Linked DNA regions of Homo sapiens: region 2 is linked to region 1. Evidence: chromatin loops called from intact Hi-C (ENCODE). Cell type or tissue: chondrocyte. All regions are shown on one strand. Each heading gives the region's core, and the rest is flanking DNA. Links, peaks and the distances in the headings are about the cores only.

Evidence for each region. Hi-C counts contacts between places; a loop is a spot of excess contacts. Peaks named below come from ENCODE experiments on the same cell type or tissue, not always from the same donor. Only the 100,000 strongest peaks of a DNase experiment are listed, where the experiment ranks them.
Region 2: a loop joins it to region 1, with 5 times the contacts of the local background. A loop is called at or near these places in 12 of 110 quality-filtered maps.

Annotation. Positions count from the first base shown.
Region 1 is chr1:42,918,673-42,927,011 of GRCh38, forward strand. It overlaps SLC2A1 (solute carrier family 2 member 1), which reads right to left. Exons shown (of 10, transcript NM_006516.4): 10 at 6,681-8,339. Among named protein-coding and RNA genes, the nearest start is that of SLC2A1, 36 kb to the right of the region's middle. RefSeq lists enhancers at 4,595-4,714, 5,371-5,500, 5,921-6,010. In chondrocyte, for the core only: CTCF peaks have their summits at 4,429, 4,630 and 5,882 (motif pointing left); a DNase peak (open chromatin) is centred at 5,723.
Region 2 is chr1:42,573,088-42,581,426 of GRCh38, forward strand. It overlaps CCDC30 (coiled-coil domain containing 30), which reads left to right. Exons shown (of 21, transcript NM_001395517.1): 12 at 3,933-4,142; 13 at 8,273-8,339. All of the region lies in intron 1 of LOC124904162 (a long non-coding RNA gene), which reads right to left. Among named protein-coding and RNA genes, the nearest start is that of PPIH, 81 kb to the right of the region's middle. In chondrocyte, for the core only: CTCF peaks have their summits at 5,013 (motif pointing right) and 5,245 (motif pointing right); no DNase peak of the experiment used is centred there.

The sequences.
Region 1 (8,339 bases), core at 321-8,320:
TACCAAACATTTAAGAAAAAAATTATACCAATTTTCTAAACATCTTCCAGAAGATAGAAACAGCTCATTCTATGAGGCCAGTATTACCCTAATATTAAAACCAGACAAATACATTACAAGAAAACTACAAATCGATTTGTCAATTTAAAATAAATAAATAAATTTAAAAGAAAACTACAGACAAGTATCTCTCATGAAAATAAATGCAAAAATCCTTAACAAAATATTAGCAAAGCACACCCAATGATGCATTAAAAAAATTATATACATGACCAAATGTGATTTATTCCAGGCATGCAAGCCTGGTTCAACATTAAAAACACAATTGGCTGGGCGTGGTGGCTCACGCCTGTAATCCCAGCACTTTGGGAGGCTGAGGCAGGCAGATCACCTGAGGTCAGGAGTTTGAGACCAGCCAGGCCAACATGGCCAAACCCTATCTCTACCAAAATACAAAAATTAGCTGGGTGTGGTGGTGGGCACCTGTAATCCCAGCTACTCCGGAGGCTGAGGCAGGAGAATTGCTTGAACACAGGAGGCAGAGGTTGCAGTGAGCTGAGATTGCCCCATTGCACTCCAGCCTGGGTGACAAAGAGAGAGTCTGTCTTAAAAACAAAACAAAAACAAAAACAAAACCTGAAAAAACAACCCTCAATTAATGTAATCTATATGTAATTACATCAACGGGCTAAAGAAGAAAAATCAAAGGCCAGGCGTGGTGGCTCACGCCTGTAATCCCAACACTTCAGGAGGCCAAGGCGGGCAGATCACAAGGTCAGGAGATGGAGACCATCCTGGCTAACGCGTTGAAACCCCATCTCTACTAAAAATACAAAAAATTAGCCGGGCATGTTGGCATGTGCCTGTAGTCCCAGCTACTTGGGAGGCTGAGGCAGGAGAATTGCTTGAACCTGGGAGGCAGAGGCTACAGTGAGCCGAGATCGCGCCACTGCACTCCAGCCTGGGTGACAGAGTGAGACTCTGTCTCAAAAAAAAAAAAAAAAAAAAAAAAAGGAGAAGAAGAAAAGGAAGACAGAAAAGGAGAAGAAGAAGAAGAGGAGGAAGAAAAATCACATGGTCATATCAGTGCATACAGAAAAAGTATTTCACAGGACTGGGCGTGGTGGCTCTCACCTGCAATCTCAGCACTTTGGGAGGCCGAGGCGGATGAATCACTTGAGGTCAGGAGTTCGAGACTAGCCTGGCCAACATGGTGAAACCCCATCTCTACTAAAAAACAAAAATTAGCTGGGTGTGGTGGTGCACACCTGTACTCCCAGCTACTCAGGAGGCTGAGGCAGGAGAATCACTTGAACTGGGAGGCGGAGGTTGCAGTGAGCTGAGATTGCACCACTGCACTCCAGCCTGGGCAACAGAGTGAGAGTCTGTCTCAAAAAAAAAAAAAAAAGAAAGAAAGAAAAAGTATTTCACAATATCCATCATTCATTCCTGATAAAAACTCTCAGGAAACTAGAAATAGAGGGAAACTTCCTCAACTTGATTAAAGAATGTTTACAAAAAACCTACAGCTAAATATTATACTTAATGGTGAAAAATGTGAAGCATTATTGTTGCTAAGATCAGGAACAAGGCAAGGATGTCCTCTTCACTATTCCTTTCCAACACTGTATTGGAAGTCCTAGCTTATGCAACAAGACAACAAAATGAAATAAAAGGTATACTGATTGGTAATGATGAAATTAAACTGTTGTTGTTGGCTGATGACATGATCGTCTATATAGAAAATCCAAAAGTATCTACAAAATAACCACTGGAACTAATAAGCAATTAATTATAGCAACATTGCAGGATACAAGGTTAATATACAAAAGTCATTTGCTTTCTATATGCCAGCAATGAACAAGTGGAAATTAAAACATACTACCATTATATTAGCACCCCCCATATTGAAATACTTATGTATAAATCTAATAATATATATACAAAATCTCCTATTTTGTGGATATGGATATAGTAACACTGTGGTATATTGTTTGAATATATAAAGAAGAGTAATGTAAGAGTTTTATTGTAAAATGACAATATCAGCCTGACACGGTGGCTCATGCCAGTAATCCCAGCACCTTGGGAGGCCGAGGCAGGTGGATCATTTGAGGTCAGGAGTTCGAGACCAGCCGGGACAGTATGATTAAACCCCGTCTCTACTAAAAGAAATTACAAAAATTAGCCTGGCATGGTGGCAGGCACCTATAATCCCAGTTACTCAGGATGCTGAGGCAGGAGAACTGCTTGAACCCAGGAGGTGGAGGTTGCAGTGAGTCGAGATCATGCCACTGCACTCCAGCCTGGGGACACAGAGAGACAGCATCTCAAAAAATAATAAAATAAAATAAAATGACAATATCACATATCAGAAATTAAATCTCCTGCAAATATTTGAATTTAAGAAGACAAATTTGTAACTTCAATCTAAAAATAAGCAAAGAGATAGTTTTTCAAATTCTTTTTTTTTTTTTTTTTGAGACAAGTTCTTGCTTTGTCTCCCAGGCTGGAGTACAGTGGTGTGATCATAGCTCACACATTGCAACCTTGACCTCCTGGCCTCAAGCAATCCTCCCACCTCAGCCTCCTGAGTAGCTGGGACTATGGGCATGCACCACCACACTCAACTAACTCTTGTATTTTTTGTAGAGACAGGGTTTCGCCATGTTGTCCAGGCTGGTCTCAAACTCCTGAGCCCAAGTGATCCACCCTCCTTGGTCTCCCAAAGTGCTGAGATTACAGGTGTGAACCACCAGGCCTGGCCTCAAAATTCTTTTAGGAAGTATGTGAGCAAAAAAATTTGAAGATAACTACTCTAGAAGAAAGACAGAGATGTGGAATTCGTTTTGAGACAGTGGCAGAAGATGGAAAAACTGATATCCTAGGTTGGGGTCAAAACCACCTTCCTCTTGAACCATAATTCAAAATCAAGCTCTTTGTCCATGACAATTGTGACGCACTGGGATCCAGTCCTTTATGAGGAGACTAGGACAAAAACAGTGAGTCCAAGAACAAAGGAAATCCATTACCACTTAATAAACACGCTTAAGTCTTCTCATCCATTGCTTCATGCAAACGTGTATGGAATAACTTTTGTAAGAGATCGCACATTTTAAGGGGAAATTTGTGATTCCCCTGCTCCCTGATAAAAACTGGGTAAAGGAAAGCCCAAGTAAATTGACAGGTCCTTACCAGCTGTCATTTCAAAGCATTAGTCAAGGCCTTTGACAAGCAAAGTGGGGACTGGGCAAGCTGGTTGGAGTTTGGGCCCAAAGCCTGAGCTGGGAAAGAGGCCAAGGGATGACAGGAGCAAAACTCTGTCTCAAAAAAAAAAAAAAAAAAAAATATATAAAAGATCTCTGGGGGCCAGGCGTGGTGGCTCATGCCTGTAATCCCAACACTTTGGGAGGCCGAGGCAGGTGGATCATGAGGTCACGAGGTCAGGAGTTCAAGACCAGCCTGGCCAACATGGTGAAACCCTGTCTCTACTAAAAATACAAAAATTAGTGGGGTGTGGTGGTGGGGGCCTGTAATCCCAGCTACTTGGGAGGCTCAGGCAGAGAACTGCTTGAACCCGGGAGGTGGAGGTTGCAGTGAGCCGAGATGGTACCACTGCACTCCAGCCTGGGTGACAGAGGGAGACTCCGTGTCAAAAAAAGAAAGAAAGAAAACAAAAGATCCCTGGGAATTCACAGAAACCTTGGGGGTGATTACCAGACTTTCTGAAACATTTGGAAGGGGGAAGATGATGTAACTCCAGCCGATATCTGCATTACAATATATATTATTTCATTTTAATATTACAACAGAAAAGAAACAGAAGATCAGAAAGGTGAAGTGACTTGCCCAAGATTATTCAGCTAAATAGCAGTGCAGGAATCTTAAATCAGCTATTTCTGACTCCAGAAACCATATTTTTTCCAAGACCCAGCACAACTGAGGAGAAAACGTGGCAACAAGTGTGTACTCAGTTAGGTAATGGTTCAAAGAATTGAGCAAATGCTTCATAGAGAAAGTGACAGCTAATTTGGTATTTTGATATCAGATAATCTTATGGAGAGACCAAAGGCAGACCAGGAGAAAGGGGATTGAACAAAAAGTTTTAGGGTGAGGAGTTGTCCTGGGAACATAGAGTACATCAAGCTTCACTGGAGATTAGGGTGTGGAAGGAGTGTATTGGAAGATAAGGTCTGCAAAGGCCAGAATGTGGTTAAGGAATTTGGGCTTTATCATGAGAAAGTGGGGAGTATTAACCCACAGAATAATGTGGTCAGAACACATTTTTAGGAAGATCATTTGGGAAGCCAGGGTCAGGGTTACCAGATGGATTTGTTGTAGTAGGACCAGTCAAGGGTTCCCTCCAAAGCAACGTAGTATCTCTGAAACCCTGAAAGTGTGAGGTTAAACCCTGCCCTGATCAAAATGTTCACAAAACAGCCACTAGTTGGCAGGAATGTGCCAATGAATGGATGAGCCAGACTCCCAACTAGCAGCTTCTGTTCTCTCACTCCTTGAGCTGTGGTGGGGTGTGATCACCTAGTGGATAACAGGAGTAGGTGGGAGGGCAGTCTCTTCGGAGGAAACTTCAGAGGCCCAGAGGAGAAGGAGAACGTGATCAGAGAACAGAGTGGATGGATGGCTGGAGGATAGGGTTGGGGTTGAGTGGGGGCAGTGGTGAGGTCGAGAGCTTGATCATGAATGACTTGAATTTTCAGGTTAAGAAACACAGACATTATCCTGAGAGAAATGAGGAACCCAGGAAGGTTTTTAAGTAGGAGAGAGACATAACTAGATTTGAATTTTAGGAAGATCATCGATTGCAGTGTGGAGAATGAGGAGGAAGCAGGAAGCACAGAGATCAGTGAGAAGGCAGTTGCAGTGATCCTGGGAGAGGTGATGAGTGGCCAGCAGTAGGCCCAGCAATTGCAATGGACAGACGGACCAGAACTGTAGGAGACTTATGAAATAAAAATCACAGAATGAAAAAGGGGTCATTAAAAATGTAGTTGACAGAAAAGAATGATATCCTTTCCCTATTATTAAATACATCCTGAATTGTCAGATCGTCTACCTAAAATTGCACTGTAAGAATTCAGATTTCAGAACTTCTTGGCTTCTAAATTCTACTTCATTCATTCAATAATCCTGACCAGAGTCTGTGGTGGGAAGTGGGGACCAAGGAATGGCTCAGTCCTGTTCCTGCGGCAGCTGCCCTACCCCCCCAACCCCCGCCCTCGTCCCCGCCCCCGCCCCCAATGTGGTGGAAAGACACTCAATTCCGGTACAGCGTGGAGAGCGCTTTGATGGAGGAAATACAAGCCGATGTAGTGTTCCCGGGAAAACCTGATCCAGAAGGCTTCCAGGGAGAGGAGATTTTGCGCCTAAGATTTCAAATGAAAGATCTCATAACACTGTCAGTGAAACAACTAAGCACTGCTGGGAAAAGATGGTGGCCTGGAGAACAGTCCCGTTATCTATTTACCCCTTTTCGTCAGAAACCGTAGACGTCACCTTACGCGGGATAGGAACCCGGGTGAGCTACGTCCCCAGGGATGCCCAGCGATACACAAGTCACCGTCACCCCCTCCAGAGTAAACCGCATCGCCTGGCAAGCAGGCGCCCAGGTCGTCCCCAAGGGCCAGCGCCTGGAACCGCCAGGGTGTGATTGGTGGAGTCTTGGAGCCCGCCCCTCGTCGGGCCCAACAATGCGCCTCTGATTGGTGGAGAAACCACCTGGCCCCGCCCATCCCCAATCGTGTCCGTGCGCCGCCGGTGGCCCGGCTTAGGGGACCGCTGTGAGGTCTGGAGAGGATGCGCCATCGACCCCGGCAGTAGGCGGCCGAACCTTGGCCCCAAATCTTCTACCCCGGGGTGGATTGCGGCCCCTAGAGGAAAGGCGTCAGGGGACCGACCGGCAGCTGTGCCGTCGCGGCACTCTGGACCACGCTGAGGGCGGGCCGGCTTCCCTGCGCCTGCGCTGACATTTTGCAGTTTGGGAAATGGCGGTGCTCGGGGACGTCGATACTGACCCAGGGCGGGAGGCAGCTGCGAGTGGATTGTCGGGCCTTTTCAGACCGGGGTCTGAACCTCTGGGCCGGGGCGGGGCTCGGGTGCTGCCTGGCTCTGCCAACGTTCTGGGCCCTCGAGTGTGAATGAGCTCCGCCCGCCATCCGCCTTGTAGTCCTCGCGTCCGGCCACCGGCGCGGGGCTCCCACCCATCCCCACCCCACCCCACCCCACCCCACCCCGTCTGTTTCCTTTCTGGTCCAGTGGGGACAGCCCTGAGTGAGCAGCGTCGTAGGAGTAAGATACCTGGGCCCCCGGCCTCTCCTTCTTGCCCTGCCCCCGCACCCCCTCCCGCACGGGGACCCGGATAACTCCTTTCAACAGAAGTCTTTTGGGAGCACACGATAAGGCTTCCTTTCATCTGGCCTCAGCCCTTCACCAGTTAACCGCCCTGTCCCCAGGCTCAGGCAGGGCATATTCTTCGCAACCTGCTCTTCTTTGTTGAGATGCAGATGGATGTCCTCATAGATTCTTTATACCTAATGGTAATACATATAGGTATTTCCATTTGCTAAGTACCAGTTTTCCTTTCTCACACCCTTCTTACAACCCCTCTTCATGTCAGGGAGAAAAAAGCCTGCCTGTAGTTACAAAAGCAAACTTCTCCCAGATTTTGTCAGCTGAGCCTCTAGAGACAAATATCTTTGGTGTTTTATTTCCTCCAGTATTTTCTGAGTGCCTGCTGTGCATCAAGCACTGTACTGAATAGTGCTGAGGACCCACAGGAACCAAATCGGCATCTTCTCATGAAATTCAGACTAGTGGCAGAAAACTGGACTTGTGATGAAGGAGCAGATGAAGTGCTCTGGAAATTCAGGGGTGAAGGAGGAGGATGAGCTGTCTTTAGAGATGAAGCAGTAGTATACAGAGGAACCAGAGGGGGCAATTCCAAATGAAATGAACACAGGGCAGCTTGACAGCTCATTGGGCCCATACAAAGAACGTGGTTCATTTTGTGTGTGTGGGGAGGGGTGCAGGAGGTGGGTGGAGTTAATGGAGTAGTGGTTGTATGGTACCATTGTTAAAAGCAGGTGTTTTAGCTTATTCACTGTGCGACTTCAGGCACATAACCTCTTTGAGCCTGTCCAATAAAGGTACAGTATTTACTTCACATTCAAAATAATGCATTTCAAGCCTGAGCATCACGGCTGGCACAAAACTAGTGTTTTTTTGAACACCAACTATCAAATATGTGATAGAAATGCCTTGAATGTCAAGATAAAGAATGTATATATTCTCTGGGTAACAGGGATCAAACAGATTTTTGAGCAAGAGGACACTGATGAGAGGTACGTGTAAGGGACTGGATCCTGAGTCGAAGTCTAAGCCGTTGCAGTGGTTGCAACCCCACTTACTTCTGTCTCACTCCCATCCAAACCTCCTACCCTCAATCCACAAGCATTTCAAAACCATGTTTCTAAAAACCAGCCATTTATATCTGTTTAGGTAAGTAACAGGAGTGAGGTGGTGTATTTACAAGTTGGCTTGTCCAGATATACTATAACTTAGTGTCTGTATTTAATATTGACAACCAAAAATATATATAAATATCTTGCATCTATACACAACAGGGCAGGAGTCTCCATGTCTTCTTGAGCAGTGAGTTTGCAGGCTCCCACAGGCCCTCTTCTCATGGTAATAGTGTGGCCCTCAGTGCAAAGGAGACTAGAACCCGGCAGCCCAGACTGGCCCTTCCCCTCTCCTCCCTGCACTCCAGTGCTCCCAACTGGTCTCAGGTAAAGAAAGATTAATTTGAGTGGTTGGGTAGGAAGAGATGGGAAGGGGCAAATCCTAATGGAGCCTGACCCCTAGAGTGGGGAGATCCAGGCCAGCAGAACGGGTGGCCATAGCCACCTCCTGGGATAGAAGCTTTGTAGTTCATAGTTCGATTAGTGTGTCCTTAGGACATAGGTCCAGCCCTACAGATTAGCTGGGTGAAGAAGGCAAGTGTCTCGACAGGGCTTAGTCTCCACCCTCAGGCATGGAACCATTCAGGGTGAAGCCTGGGATGTGGGCACAGGAGACTCAGGCTGATATAAAAATAACAAAATCAGTAATAAAAAAATTATAAAACCTGTTGCTTGTCTGAATAGATTTGAGCAACAGTCTTGCTTTTGTTAAAATCCTGGAGCCGTTAAGTCCTGAATATTCTTCTGGACATCATTGCTGGCTGGAGAAAGGAGCCCCAGGCCCGGCTCGGCTGACATCTGTCAGGTTTGGAAGTCTCATCCAGCTGCCTGTGCTCCTGAGAGATCCTTAGGGCTGCTGGG
Region 2 (8,339 bases), core at 193-8,192, 350 kb before region 1:
CCTTTGGGGTTCCTATATAAGTTTTATAATCAGTTTGTTAAGCTACACACAAATACTCACATGAACTCACATAGAACCCATGAATATTGACACACAATCTTTTGGGATTTCAGTTGGAATTACATTGAATCTATAGGTCAATTTGGGCAGAATTTAAATCTTTGCAATATTGAATCCTCTAATTTAAGAAGAGAGTATGTGTATTTAGGTTTTTAATTTCTCTCAATATTTAAATTTTCTTATATATCTTTTGTTAGACATATTCACAGGTGCTGATATTTTCCATACTATTATAAATGGTAACTTTAAAAATGTTCATTTTCTAATTATTTCCCAATATATAGAAAATATATAATCATTTTCTAATAAAAACTTTCCCATACTTTTTTATTCTTACAATGTATGTATATGTTATTTTGGATTTTCTATGCAAGTAATCATATCATCTAAAGACAATTTGCTTTCTTCCTTTCCATATGTTAAACCTTTCATTCTTTTTTCTTGTTCTGTTTACTGGCTACCACAGTGCTGAATAGAACTGGTGACAGTAGGCATCCTTTTCTAATTCCCAGTCTCAAAGGAAAAGCTCTCAAATTTCACCATTTAGTATGTTTTTATAGCTTTTTAAAAATAGATATTTTATCCAAATGTACTTTAGAAAGAAAGAAAAATAAATAAAAATATTTATTACATTAAGGAAATTGCTTTCTAGCATTAGTTTGTTCAATGTTTTATGACAAATACATGTTGAATTTCATAAATTTTTTTCTGAATATTTTGAGAAGGTTTTTTAAAAATTTTAATCTGTTAATATGCTGAATTACTTTGACTGATTTTCTAATGTTAATCCAATTTTGCATTCCTGGGATAAACCTAACTTCATCATAAATTATCATTCTTTTCCTACAATGCTGGATTTGGCTTGCTAATATGTCTTTGGGATGTTTGCAACTTTGCTCAAAAGTGAGACTAGTCTGTCATTTACTTCCTTGCAATGCCCTTGTCAGATTTTGATATCAAGGTTATCCTAGCCTCTTAAAATAAAAATGGGTAATATACCCTCTTTTTCTGTCTTCTAGAAGAGTTTGTATTAAGTTACAATGATTTCTTCTTAAATTATTGCAAAAAACTCATCCCTAAAGCCTTCTGATTTTGCTTTCTTTTGGGTAGGTTTTCAATTTCTAGTTCCATTTCTTTAATAGTTATGAGAAGTCAAGTTCTTCTTTTTTTTGCATCAACTTTGTTATATTTTATTTTTCTAAAGTTTCCATTTCATTTAAATTTTTTAAAGTTTTACAGAAATTTATTAATCTTGTCTTCTTTTTAAAATGTATATATTTTAACAAAGGTAGCTTTTGAAAAAAAGAAGAAAAGATATATAATGATGGTCATTTCACTTTTATAATATTAGTTACCTTTGCCTTGTTGCTTTTTCTTTGATCAGTCTCACTAGAAGTTTATTCATTTTATTAGACTGTTTAAAGAACCAAATTTTAGCTTGTTGATCCACTCTAATGTATTCTTTTTAGAGAAATAATAAATACACATATTTCACAGTTTAGAGTAAATATAGTATAGAGTACTGGATTAGAATCAGAAAATCTATATTCAGACCTTGATTCTATCATCTGGCAACTATTTGAGATTCAGTTTTTTATCTCTAAAATGGGCTAAAATACCAATCCCAGCCACTTCATAGATGTGAAAGCCTAACAAATGTAAAGTAGTAATATTAGCATATGCCTCAGCTCTGTATTTCAAATGCAGTAGATATTCTAAAAGCAATTATTGAATATCAACACTTAACTGTTGTTAGGTCTTTCCTATGTGTCTGGCTCTATTCTTGAGGCTTTAATTGCTTTGTCTCATTTAATGCAGCCTCACAACTATCCTATGAGGTAAGTAGTTATTATCCCCATATTACAGATGAAGAAACTGATGCTCAAAGTGGTTGAACACAATTAAATTTTAGATTCATTTTATATAATCTGATTGGTTAATATAGAGAAAGCACAGATGAAGGACATTATAGCTATCATCCCTGTTAATTCAGTTGAAAAGCTTTGAGACCAGGGAATTCTATTTACCATTAAAACAAAGTAAATTCTCTCTCACCACTTTTGTCTATGAGCCTTCCCTGCCCAGTGTATACATTCACTACGTTCTGATACTTTTTAGAATATCATTCATTTACTTGCTCAGTAAATAATTGTTTAATCACCTACTCTCTGGTTCTTTGATAGGCCTTGGTATTAAGACATGAATTAAAAACATAGTCTTGGCTGGGTGCGGTGGCTCACACCCGTAATCCCAGCACTTTGGGAGGCCGAGGCGGGCAGATCACAAGGTTAGGAGATCGAGACCATTCTGGCTAACTTGGTGAAAGCCTGTCTCTACTAAAAGTACAAAAAAATTAGCTGGGCATGGTGGCGGGTGCCTGTAGTCCCAGCTACTCAGGAGGCTGAGGCAGGAGAATGGCGTGAACCCGGGAGGCAGAGCTTGCAGTGAGCAGAGATTGTGCTACTGCACTCCAGCCTGGGCGACAGAGAGAGACCCTGTCTCAAAAAAAAAGAAGCAAACAAACAAAAAAACATAGTCTCTGCTTTCTTGGAATTTAAAGTGGGGAAAGGGGATATAAACAGGTATATAAATGCATACTTAATTATAAATCATGGTATGTTTGATGAAGGAAACAAATGTGGTACAGTGATGAGTAAGGACATTTCAGATTAAATGATTCTGAAAATTGCCCCCTGCAAAGTGACATTTAAGCTAAGACCTGCAGAATAGGCAGGCAACCATACAATGAGAAGGGAAAAGGGAAAGCATTTCTGGCAGAGGGAAGTGTGGAAAAAATTTGGTGTATTGGAAACTCTTAATACCAACCAGTGTGACAGGAGTTACAGTGGGAGAAGGAGAAATAACAAGATAGTTTTAAAGAGATAGACAAGGGCCAGAGTGTACAAAACCAGGCAAGCTGGTGGGATCTGGAGTGAGGGACCACTGAAAGATTCTAAGCAGGGGTGTCAAGTAGTTCAATTTATGTTTTTAAAAGAAAATTTGGCCACAGCATTAGAGGATAGATTAGAAAAGAGTAAAAATGGAAGTGGTAGGACCAGTGCAGAGGCAGTTGCTGTAGCCCAGGCTAGAGATGATGCCCCAGACTAGAGTGGTGGCAAAAAAAATGACACAAATGGATTAATGCAAGTTGTATTGTGGGGATAGAATGACAGCATGTGCTAAATGATTGGAATTGGTTCATAATGGAAAAGGAAGACTCAGGGATTACTGACCTGCACAAAAGTTTGGATGGTGGCATTATTTACTGAAATTGGGAAGACAGAGAAAAAAAGACTTTGGAGATACAGGCAGAATCAAGGAGTTTCATTTTGGCAAGTATTGGCATAAAATGGCATTTCAAATTATAGAAATGGATAGCAAATCATCTACTCTCTAGGCCTAGAAGTGTCCAATAATACTCACATGTTGGGTAGCATTAGAAGAGTCTACAAAGAAGACCAAGAAAGAACAGCAGAGAGCTAAGTGAAAACCAGCAAAGTTTGGTGTCACAGAATGCTACTGAGAAGTCACTTGTCCATTGGATTTATTTTGGCAATGAAGAGGTCAGTTAGTACCCTTGGCAGAAAGTTTCACTGGAGTAGTGGGGATGAAAGCCAGTTTGGACTAGATTGAAGAAAGGATGGAAAATGTTTAGACCATGCATATATAGAAACTCAGGAAAATTCCTTTGTCTAACTGCCATCTGTCTACACTTTGGAAACTCTTACATGGCAGCTCTAAAGAGGTACTCAGCCATGTGACATTGGTATTTGTTGGCTTTTAGGGGACTATACTCCTTTGAAAGCTGCTTATTCTAGTTCACATTCATTCCACACTTATTTGTATTACTCTTACTTATTCTCTACCTCTAGATAAAGATTGAACTAAAGCATGCCCAACAGAAGTTATTAGACAGCACAAAGATGTGCTCTTCACTCACGGCAGAGTACAAGCACTGTCAGCAGAAAATCAAGGAACTGGAGTTGGAAGTACTTAAACACACTCAGAGCATTAAATCACAGAACAACCTACAGGAAAAGCTGGTTCAGGAGAAATCTAAAGTTGCTGATGCAGAGGAAAAGGTAATTATCCTCATGCTTAATAAACAGCATACACTGAATACCACTACTGAAATCTTATTTCCCTGAGGATTTTAAGAAATAAATATGATGCAGACTTGATAGAATTCTAAGATTTTTTTTCTCTCCCATGTTTTCTTCTGTTTTGATTTCACCTGTTCCTACAATTTTAGGAATTCTTGTGTATTTGTAAAAACTTCATGGGCTTAAAAAGGTCAGTTTTATTAAAGCGATAACATGAACTTAAAGAACTGACTGATCCCATGTGGCCTTTGTTTTATATTTTCACATTTGAGAAGGCGTATTCTCTCATTTGGATTGGCTGTTAATGTAAATGTTGTTTTAATTTTGTTTTTTTCATTGACAAACAATTGTACGTGTTCATGGGGTACATAGTGATGTTTATTTTTATTTATTTATTTATTTATTTTTGAGAGGGAGTCTCGCTCTGTCACCCAGGCTGGAGGGCAGTGGTGCGATCTCGGCTTACTACAAGCTCCACCTCCCAGGTTCACGCCATTCTCCTGCCTCAGCCTCCCAAGTAGCTGGGACTACAGGCGTCCACCACCACGCCCGGCTAATTTTTTGTATTTTTAGTAGAGATGGGGTTTCACCGTGTTAGCCAGGGTGGTCTTGATCTTCTGACCTCGTGATCCACCCGCCTCGGCCTCCCAAAGTGCTGGGATTACAGGCATGAGCCACCGCGCCTGGCCCATAGTGATGTTTCAATAGATATAATGTATAGTGATCAGATCAGGGTAATTATCATATTCATCACATCAAACATATTTTGTAATTTTGTAGGGGGATTTGTGTTGTGAAATGAACCATTTTGAAATATTGTCCCTTCATTTTAGATTGCCCGACACTAGGTGGCAGTAGTATGTAACAGTTGTACATTTTGATGTGCAAGTTTGAGAGTTAAATTCGACAAAAAAAATTTCATCAAACCATATAATATGAAGCAAACATCAAAAAGTAGATGACAGCAATCTGAATTAAACTAAAAAAATCTAATGTTGAGTTAAAGAAACCAGAACAAAAGAGTTCTTACTATACAATTCTATGTATAGTATGAAGTTCAAGAATAGATAAAACTAAGCTATGGAAGTAAGATAGTGGTTATTCTTGTGACAGGTATTAACTGAAGGGGGCACTAGGGAATCCTCTGTGGTGCTGCAAGTATTCTATATCTTGGTCGGGGAAGTAGATACACAAGTCAGATTTCATTGAGTACACTTAAGACATGTATGTTATTCACCATATGTATATATGTAGGTTACTTTACCATATGGATGTTATAATTCCATTAAAAAGTAATTGGTAAAATTGGTAAAGATTGGCAAGATTTTAAAACTTAGACAATACTAAATATTAGTGAGGATTTGGTGCAACAAGAACTCATATATATTAACTTCACTTGGAAGAGTTAACTAGTATAAATGTTTTAAAGATGTGTGCATCATACAACTTAACACTTCTACTAGGCATAAGAAAAACTGTTACATGCATGTATGTATCAGGAAACAGGAATATAGTCATGTTCATAATATCATTGTTCCGAATAACAGAAAACTAGAAACAACCCAAATGTCCCCTGGCAAAAGATCAAAAAAATAAATTGTATATGTATATGGTAGTATTACTGGTAATCTGAGTTCTTTCCCCCACTTTGTATCAGTTGCAAAGAAAGAGCATCCAGGCTACTCTGCCTATGGGGTAGCCCTGCTGTGTCTATGGAACAGCCATTTCCCTAGAATTAACTTTTTTTGTTTTTGTTTTTGAGACAGAGTCTCGCTCTGTCACCAGACTGGAGTGCAGTGGCGCTATCTCGGCTCACTGCAGCCTCTGCCTCCCAGATTCAAGCGATTCTCCTGCCTCAGCCTCCTGAGTAACTGGGACTACAGGTGCACACCACCATGCCCAGCTAATTTTTGTACTTTTTAGTAGAGACGGGGTTTCACCATGTTGGCCGGGATGGTCTTGATCTCTTGACCTCGTGATCCACCCACCTCAGCCTCCCAAAGTGCTGGGATTACAGGCGTGAGCCGCCCTGGCTGAATTAACTTATTTTTAAGAAAGGAAAGGAGAGGCGAGGCGAGGCAAGTGGCCAGGTGAGGTGAATGGCCAGGCGCAGTGGCTCACACCTGTAATCCCAGCACTTTGGGAGGCCAAGGTGGGTGGATCACCTGAGGTCAGGAGTTCGAGACCAGCCTGAACAACATGGTGAAACCCCATCTCTACTAATAATACAGAAATTAGCCAGGTGTGGTGGCACGTGCCTTTAATCCCAGCTACTCAGGAGACTGAGGCAGGAGAACTGTTTGAACCCGGGAGGTGGAGGTTGCAGTGAGCTGAGATCACACCATTGCACTCCAGCCTGGGTGACAAGAGCGAAACTCTGTCTCAAAAAGAGAGAGAGAGAGAAAGAGAGAGAGAAGCAAGGAAGAAAGGAAGGAAGGGAGGAAGGGAGGAAGGAAGGAAGGGACTATTAGCATGGTGGCTCATACCTGTAATCCCAGCACTTTGGGAGGATGAGATGGGAGCATCACTTGAACCCAAAGTTCAAGACCAGCCTGAGCAACATAGTGAGACCCTATCTCTACAAAAATAAAAAAGTTAGCTGGGCATAGTAGCACATGCATGTAGTACCAGCTACTCTGGAGGCTAAGGCAGGAGGATCACCTGGGCAATATAGCAACAGCACATCTCAAAAAAAAAAAACCTCTCATATATTAAAAAGGAACAGCAAGGATGCGATTAACACAAAATTCAGGATATTGGTTTTCTCTGGTGGAGAGGGATGAGGGATAATCAAAGAGGGTCACACAATGGGCTTCAAGTATTGGAAATGTTCCCTTTCTTAAATTGTGTGGCAGGTTCAAAAGTTTGGATGTATCCTTGACAGAGAAGCCAATGAGGTGATGCTTTTGTCTGTGGAATTAGTACTGAATTCCTTAAGTAAGAATTCTCCCTAGACAGAACTAAATAGAACAGCTCCAAGGAACTTGAGCTGGCCTCAGATGGCTGGCTGCCTACTACCATTCCCCTTGAATCATTCTGCATCTTCTTCTCTCTCATGCTGTGTGGGCTATGCAGAGACCTAGGTGCAGGGGCTTGGGATTGATGCAGAAAGCCCCTCTCTTAGAAAACGGGTGACACCCACTGGCATTCACTGAATATTTGTGGGGAATGTGATGCCAAGCCATTGTAAAAGATTCCTTGTTGGGTCAGAAATATATTAGAGGGATAATAGCTACCCTGCCGAAATCTATTCATTCAATAAATATTTATTGAGCACCTACTATGTACGAGGCACAATTTAAGGTGACACAAGAGTTTATAAAAATAAGTAAACAAGTGTAAAGGAAATTTATCTTTAAAAAATGTGGGGGTTTTTTGCTGCTACATGAAAAAGGCAAGAAAAAAATGTTTTTAAATGACACTTTAAATCTGTCATATAAACTCTAAAATATAACAGTCTCTCTTTCAAATTTGTAAATCATATTTTTAGTTCTCCCAGAGCATTAAAAAACCTATTATTGATGCTAAGCAATATGCTAATAGGTGCTTGGTTTATAAGAGACTTCTATTTTGTTTTGCAGTGTTATTCATGAATCTAGCCACACTGTGGAGAAACTAGGTGCACTCACAATGCTGTTGGGAGTATAAATTGGTCTAATACCTGTGGAGGCAGTTTGGCATTATCTATCAAACAAACAAATACTCAGCTTCCTGAGTAGCTGGGACTACAGGTACTCACCACCACGCCCGGCTAATTTTTGTATTTTTTTGTAAATATGGGGTTTTACCATGTTGCCCAGGCTGGTCTCGAACTCCTGAGGCTCAAGCGATTCACCCAGCTCAGCCTCCCACAGTTCTGGGATTACAGGCGTGAGCCAGCATGTCTGGCCTGTAGCTTCTTTTATATACACACATTGAATTATATGAATGCATTACATACTGCAAAAATTAAACAATTTATTTTAAAATTAAATCTAGCTACTCTTTTTACTTCAGGTCAGATTAATATGTTAGCACTGCTATGTTTGCTATTTATATGTTATTCCCCTAATTTGAAAAAAGGTCACACTCTTCTTAATGCTTTACTTGTAAATGTTTTTTCATTCAAGATTTTGGACCTGCAGCGGAAATTAGAACATGCTCATAAAGTCTGTCTCACAGACACTTGTATTTCAG